Regions from separate parts of the Homo sapiens genome. Here region 1 is linked to region 2. The links are chromatin contacts, found by Hi-C or POLR2A ChIA-PET in ENCODE. All regions are on one chromosome and are shown on one strand. Each heading gives the region's core, a stretch centred on a gene start or an enhancer-like site at or near the end of the contact. The rest is flanking DNA. Distances are from core to core; before and after follow the strand shown. Region 1 has its middle 18 kb from the start of C6orf15. Region 2 holds the start of NRM (nurim).

The links. Hi-C counts contacts between places; a loop is a spot of excess contacts on that map. ChIA-PET counts read pairs that join two places held with the same protein, here RNA polymerase II (POLR2A). Pooled maps may share reads with other maps.
Region 1: POLR2A ChIA-PET joins it to region 2 with 10 read pairs in GM10248. The contact joins the enhancer-like site here to the promoter of NRM in region 2. A Hi-C loop is called at or near these places in 9 of 168 maps with a recorded cell type or tissue (CD4-positive, alpha-beta T cell, IMR-90, K562 and 4 more), 2 of 37 single-sample maps with no recorded cell type and 13 of 50 pooled maps. POLR2A ChIA-PET finds 5 or more read pairs at or near these places in 4 of 52 experiments (GM10248, HEK293, PC-3 and 1 more).

Annotation. Positions count from the first base shown.
Region 1 is chr6:31,092,566-31,096,118 of GRCh38, forward strand. No RefSeq gene overlaps it. Among named protein-coding and RNA genes, the nearest start is that of C6orf15, 18 kb to the right of the region's middle. Within about 2 kb of position 1,951, at least 6 of the 41 ENCODE cell types and tissues checked have a DNase peak (open chromatin) inside an H3K27ac peak, as active enhancers do; they include CD4-positive, alpha-beta T cell, PC-3 and endothelial cell of umbilical vein, where a contact is called at or near this core.
Region 2 is chr6:30,689,286-30,693,245 of GRCh38, forward strand. NRM (nurim) reads right to left here and starts at 1,699. Exons shown (of 4, transcript NM_001384369.1): 1 at 1,557-1,699; 2 at 762-958; 3 at 1-167. The coding sequence starts at 1,689.

The sequences.
Region 1 (3,553 bases), core at 701-3,200, 400 kb after region 2:
TCAGATCACCTGAGATCAGGAGTTCTAGACCAGCCTGGTCAACATGGTGAGACCCCCGTCTCTTCTAAAAATACAAAAATTAGGCTGGGCACGGTGGCTTACACCTGTAATCCCAACATTTTGGGAGGCTGAGGTGGGCTGATCACCTGAAGTCAGGAGTTCAAGACCAGCCTGGCCAGCATGGTGAAACCCCATCTCTACCAAAAATACAAAAATTAGTTGGGCATGATGGCGGGTGCCTGTAATCCCAGCTATGCAGGAGTCTGAGGCAGGAGAATCGCTTGAACTTGGGAGGCGTATGTTGCAGTGAGCCGAGATCGCACCACTGCACTCTAGACTAGGTGACAGAGCGAGTCTCAAAAAAAAAAAAAAAAAAAAAATTAGCCGGGGGCGTATTCCCAGCTACTCAGGAGGCTAAGGCAGGAGAATCCTTTGAAGCCAGCAGGTGGAGGTTGCAGTCAGCCAAGATCGTGCCACTGCACTCCAGCCTGGGGGACAGAGTGACACTCTGTCACTCAAAAAATAACATAAAATAAATTATAATAATAATGGTAACAACAGCAAATTGTTATTGAGTTCTTATCGTGCCAGACACGATGCTAAGAATTTCGTATACAAATATTTGGTTGAGTCATCTCAACAAGCCTATCACATGGGAACTCTGACTATCCCCACTTTACAGATAAGGAAGATGAGGCTTAGAGAGCTTAGTGCTGGGCCCATTAGTTACAGTAGTTATAATTATTCAATGTCCTTCAATGTCATGAGAAAGTCACCATCAGCCTGGGAGTTCAGTGGGAGGGTCAGGAAAGACTTGAACAATGAGTTGTTTGCAGATGAATGGGCTTTTGTGTTTGTTTTGTTTTTATTATAAACCCAGTACTATACAGGTCTTTGTAAAAGTACAAAGTACAAAGTTGAAAAGTCCTGAAAAGCTTCTACCACCAAGGAATAACCGCCGAAATAATATCTCATCAGAACTTTCTCCATGAATACACTTTTTAAAAATTATCACCAGCAGTTTCATGGAACACGAATACTCTGTTTAAAAAAGAGATAAGCTTTTATGTCTATATTACTTTATTTTTTCTGAGTACTATTTTTTCCCCTGATTTTCACCGAAAGGGTTGCTCTCTATGTTGTTGTTTCAGCCCTTCCAGTAGTTTAAAACATGCATCTTTAGTTCTAGTCTAATTCATGATTTCCCTTACATCTATTTAAAGTTATAATTTTATTTAACATCAAAGGTTATTCAGTAGCTTTAGTCTTTCCCCTGAACCAAACACATTTATTTATTTATTTATTTATTTATTTATTTTTGGAATTGGAGTCTCACTCTGTCACCCAGGCTGGAGTGCAGTAGTGCGATCTCAGCTCACTGCAACCTCTGCCTCTGGGGTTCAAGTGATTCTCGTGCCTCAGCTTTCCGAGTAGCTAGGATTACAGTTGCCCGCCACTACGCCCAGCTAATTTTTATATTTTTAGTAGAGATGGGGTTTTGCCATATTGACCAGGCTGGTCTTGAATTCCTGATCTCAAGTGATCCGCCCGCCTCGGCCTCCCAAAGTGCTGGGATTACAGCCATGAGCCACTGCGTCTGGCCACCAAATACATTTTAACTTCTTTCCTCTTTCCATTCCTCTTACTGTACCCTTCTAGGATTCCCTGGGTTTTGTTAAAAGCTTCTGGAACTGGAATGTAGCAAATGAATGTTCCATTTAACAGGCAGAGAAAGAGGAGGTGGGCAAATCACAGAACCAAAGTGCAGAGTGGTGAAGAGCTCCAGTTGCATGCAGGGTGGGGTGGCTGCCAGGGCCCTGGTGCCTTCAGTCATTAGTTCTGCAAATGTTCATGAGTTCCACCAGTGGTGTCTGCCCAGCAGAGAGCAGGAGCAGGGGTGAGGGTGAGGACAAGAGACAGACAGAGCCTGGAGGGGCAGTCAGCTGCACAGGAACGACCTTCTGTGCAAGCTGCAGGCTCTGCACCCAGCCAGTACCTGAGCAGGGTAGAGGTCTGATGAACTGACTTATAGGATGGGCTGGAGGACGCAGAGCCTGTGGGTATGAGGCCAGTTAGGAGAGTGCTGTCACCACCCAGGCAGGAGGCCATGAACATCCCCATATGAGAAAGAAGGGCATAAACAGGAAACAAATTTAACAATTAAATAAAAGCACCTCCCTCATGCAGGAAACTCGCCCTGTGCCAGGCCCTGCAGAACCATCTGCAGAGTCATTTCCTCTCTTGGCAACTTGGCAGCCCCTAGCAAACACAATGCATCTTGGCTTGCCATCAGTGCAACCCTTGTTCTTCAGATACAGGTAAAATGCCAAATCCCTAAGAAGGCCTAGAAGGCTCTGCAGTGTCAGCACCAGCACCCCCACCCCTTGGCCCCTCTCTGTGGTCACTTTCTTGGGTCCTGCAGATGCTCCAGGCTCCACTCAAATTCTATTGGATTAAGGCTCACCCTAATGACCTCATTTTAACTTGATGACCTCTATAAAGACCCTATTTCCTAATCAGATCACATTCTGAGGTACCAGGGATTAAGATTTCAGCGTATCTTTTGGGGGTGGGGGACACATGGTCACATCCTGAATGACTATAGCTCAAACAGGTCTTTGTTAGGTGAAAATAACAGGTGGAAAAATCACTGAGCACTTCACCTTATCTCAAACTTATGACTTCAAAATCTCTACAGTGGACTGGTTTCCCAGCTGACCTCACCTTACGTGGAGTGTTGCCCAATTCACACTCTCCAGCCTTCCCCACACTGACTTTAACTTCCACATATTCCTTCACTTCATTCCTGCATAAACCTGGGTATGGTCCCTTCATTGTCTCTCAGTGATGTGGAAAGTTTTCATGATGAGTCTACCCTGCTCTCTCTAATGCAAGTAGGATACAACAAACAGCATGTTAAGTTAGCAAATTTGACATTAACGTCTATCTTAAAAAGTGGCCAACTATGGGCCAGGCACAGTGGATCACACTTGTAATCCCAGCATTTTGGGAGGCTGAGATGGGCAGATGGCTTCAGCCCAGGAGTTTGAGACCAGCCTGGGCAACATGGTGAAACCCTGTCTCTATTTAAAAAAAAAAAAAAAAAAATTAGCCAGGCATGGTGGTGCACTTGTAGTCCTAGCTACTTGGGAGGCTGAGGTGGGAGGATTGCTTGAGCCTGGGAGGTTGAGGTTGCACTAAGCCAAGATGGCACCACTGCACTCCAGCCTGGCAACACAGCAAGACTCTGTCTCAAACTAACAAACAAACAAACAAAAAAGTGGCCAACAGAGGAGGTAGTAGTTTTGTCACTAGCTGTCATGTGGAACCCCAGGACCTAGCCTTTGGTTTCAAATACTGTTTTTCATTTATAGAAACTAGGACCCCTTAGAATGCAAGGCTTAGGTGACAACTGATTCCATGTCTCAGAGAAGGAAAGAATCAGGACAGGACTTGAATGTTCTGTTGTTGCCATAGAGCAAGGATGACTTCAAGAATGTGAAGGACAGGCTGGGCACGTGGCTCATGCCTGTAATCCCAGCACTTTGGGAGG
Region 2 (3,960 bases), core at 449-2,948:
CCCATGAGCTCAGCATAGTCAAAGACGAGAAGGATGCTAAAGATGAGGAGCCAGGAGATGACATGGAGCACAAAGCAGAGGAGCGGCACCCAGGTGGCCCATGGCTCAGCCCGAGCCTCCCACAACACAGGGCCTTTGGGTATGGGCTCCCAGTACCGCATCACCAGCTGTGGAAGGATAAGGGGCTGGGTATCCCAGTGGCCTAGTCTGCCCGACCTTGGGAGACCCAGACCCAGATCTGCCCCCACCACAGGCTAGCCTGCAACTCTCCCCCACCTCTCTCCTAAGCATCACCACCAAATATTCACCATGTGGAGGGTGCGTGCTGGGTGAGGTCCCAAAGATGTAAGGATGGCCTGTCTCTACCCTGAGAACTTATAGAATAGATGGGGTGACCTGATAGCTACGCAAAGTAGTAGCCTGTGCCAACCACCCAGTGAAAAGACAGACAAGGCCTTCTCTTCAGACCTAGGGAAGTGGTTTTGAAGAAAGGGTAGGACTGAAGAGAAGGGATCTCAAGCAGGACATAAACAAAGTTGCAGAGGTGAGAAGCATATCTTGTGCTTAGGGAAGGACAAGTACACCCTTCTTGATAAAAAGTAGGATATGTGCTGTGGAGGAATGGAAGCTGAGATTAGTTCCTCAATTCTCCTCCTGAACCCATATTTTGCCCCTCCAATCCACGGCACCCCTCCCACACTTGGTCTCCCTTGGGGACTCAACTGCCAGGATTTCATACCTGCAAGGCCAGGGCCTCATACCTGCAAGGCCAGGGCAGTGCAGGCCACATACAGTGACCTCTGAAGGACCCCAAAGTACCGGGATGTCCATGCCTTCACTCTTTCAGCTGCCATGAGGCTGTGCTGCCCAACAAATAGAAGCAGGAGCCCCAGATCCCATGCCAGGGGGGCAAGGATGCTGCGGTCCTGCAGGGCAGCCAGCCATCCCTGGCGGGCATCTACAGGAAGTTGAGGGAAAAAGAGACAAAAGATCGAAACAGTGGCAGAATGTTTCCCCCACCCTCATCTCCTCTTGGATCCCCAGGCCATGTCCCTTACTGCTTTCAAGAGCCTTAATGCTTCCTCTCTAGGCTGTGCCCATCTCACTTTTCCATCCCTAGTTTCTGCCCTCTTCCCTAGGCCTCCTGCAAACCTGGGGAAGAGGATTTATAGAACACCACATGTTAGGCAGTTGCAAAAAGCATGGCTGGAGAGGCCACGCTGGATTGCCCCTCTTACTTCGGTTCTCCAAATGCTCCTTCTTTTTAACACTCTCCTCTCAACAGTCCTCTCTACAAAACACTTTACTTAGAATACTCCGGTCACCGCCCTTTTCGGCTCCCTCAGTCCTCACTCTCCCGCCTCTCCAAAACTCTAATCCTTGAGTTCCTAATTTAGAACTCAGGTCTCCCTCCCCTGTAGCTTCTCGGCCGCTTTCAAGGTTCGAGTTCCCTCTCTTGGACTTCCCCTGTCATTTGTTTCCAAGCCCCGCCCTCAATCCCTCTCCTACGGCTCCACCTTCCTCCTCCCAGTTCATCCTCGATCCCTCCCGCTCACCCGGACCACCAGACTCCGGGATCCCTCCAAGAAGTGGCCGAAGGGAGGTAAAGCGCACGAACTCCACTCCGGTGCCAAAGGCCAGGATGAAAGAGGCGAGGGCAGCAGGGATCAGGAGCAGTGCAGGGGCCATGGCGAGAAATGGAGGGGTGGGGAAAGGGGCGGGGTCGGGATTCCCGCTGCCACAGGCCCCGCCCGCGGCCCCGCCCCCGGCTGAATCCAGCCCAGGAGGGCGGGGCTCCTGCACGCCACCGCCAGGCTTCCGGCCCGCCTGGCGCAGCCTTCCCCATCCAGCTGTGGATCCGTCCTGGGATGCGTGTCCCGGCCTGCTGTCTCTCCGTCACAGAAGGGAATGTTAGAATCCCGAGAGAGAGCTGTTAAGGGTAGCGGCTCTGCAGCCGCTCACGTGGGTTGAATCTCAGCTCGTCTAGTTTTCCCATCTAAAATGAAAAGTTACTGTTTTACCACAAAATAAATTAATGTATGGAATACATTGTACAGAATACAATATACAGAATAAATTCTGTAACTTACTATAAAGTTGAGTTGTTGACTGGCCAGTTGCTAAGAATGGCAAATAACTTCTCTGTAAATACTGAAAGGTTTGTTGTAATAGTGCCAGAGATTGTTGATTAGTAACCACGAGAATAAACATGTTAAAATATTTGTGATAGTAACCTTTGTCAGAATTAAAGATCATGCAGCTAAGGACCTTGTCACAGTAGACGTACACATAGTAGGGACCTTAGATATCATTAGACTAATTCCATCAACTTATAGATAGAAGAAACAGGTCCAGAGAGATAATTGCCTGAGTTAGGAAGCTGCTAATCCTGTAGGCTAAGGGACCAGATAATTGCTGAGCAGCCTCTCGCAGGCTTTACATTCCTTCTCCGTCTCCTGGGCTCAGTACTCCCACCCTCCTCTGAATCAATGCTGTTGTATGCTGTACCAGACATCTTATGTTTTCCCTTGAATTCAGTCTCCACCCTGCTTTCTGCTTCAGTAAGTTGTCCCAAATGGACGGTATCAATGAAAGTCACAGTTTTTATTGAGAAAGTCCTCTCGCCGGGCGCGGTGGCTCACGCCTGTAATCCCAGCAGTTTGGGAGGCCGAGGCGGGTGGATCACGAGGTCAGGAGATCGAGACCACGGTGAAACCCCGTCTCTACTAAAAATACAAAAAAAATTAGCCGGGCGCGGTGGCGGGCGCTTGTAGTCACAGCTGCTCAGGAGGCTGAGGCAGAAGAATGGCGTGAACCCGGGAGGCAGAGCTTGCAGTGAGCCGAGATCGCGCCACTGCACTCCAGCCTGGGCGACAGAGCAAGACTCCATCTCAAAAAAAAAAAAAAAAAAAAAGAAAAGAAAAAAAAAAAAAGAAAGTCCTCTCTACACGACTGCTCTGTCCTCATCTTTTTGAGCTTGGAGGTGATCACAACAGAGCTGTGGGTACTAAGGCACTGCACTATTCTTTCTGATTTCCCTACACCCTGCCTACTTCTTTGTAATTATCACTTTATTAAACTCTCCCCCAAATTATCCTAATTTCACTGTGCTATTCATTTCCTGCTAGGACCATGAATAGAGACACTTACCACACAAAGCAATGTGCTACAAGCTATGGGGTTCATTGGAAGTGTAAGAGGCCAGACTCGGTGGCTCACGCCTGTAATCCCAGCAATTCGGGAGGCTGAGGTGGGTGGATCACTTTAGACCAGAAGCTGGAGACCAGAATGGCCAACGTGGTGAAACCCCATTTCTACTAAAAAATTTTAAAAATTAGCTGGGTGTGGTGGTATGCGCCTGTAATCCCAGCTACTTGGGAGGCTGAGGCAGGAGAATCCACTGGGTGATGGAGCAAGATTCTGTCTCAAACAAAAAAATAAATAAATAAAATACAAGGAAGTGTAAGAAAAGATCCCTAATCTCTAGATGTTTAACCTGAGGCATTTAAATAGTACCACTCATGAAGAGGGAGTGTAGCTGAGTGCTACATGGTGCTCTACAGACAGCAGGTATGGTAAGAAATCAAGGTCTCTGGCTGGGCGCAGTGGCTCACAGCTGTAATCCCAGCACTTGGGAGGCCGAGGCAGTTGGATCATCTGAGGTCAGGAGTTTGAGACCAGCCTGGCCAACATGGTGAAACCTCGTCTCCACTTAAAAGACAAAAATTAGCCAGGTGTGGTGGCAGGAGCCTGTAATCCCAGCTTCTCGGGAGGCTGAGGCAGGAGAATCGCTTGAACCCGGGAGGTGGAGGTTGCGATAAGCTGAGATCTCGCCACTGGACTCCAGCCTGGGTGACAGAGTGAGACTCCGTCTCAAAAAAAAAAAAAAAGGAGCTGGGCGCGGTGGCTCATGCCTGTTATCCCAGCACTATGGGAGGCCTAGGTGGGTGGATCACGAGG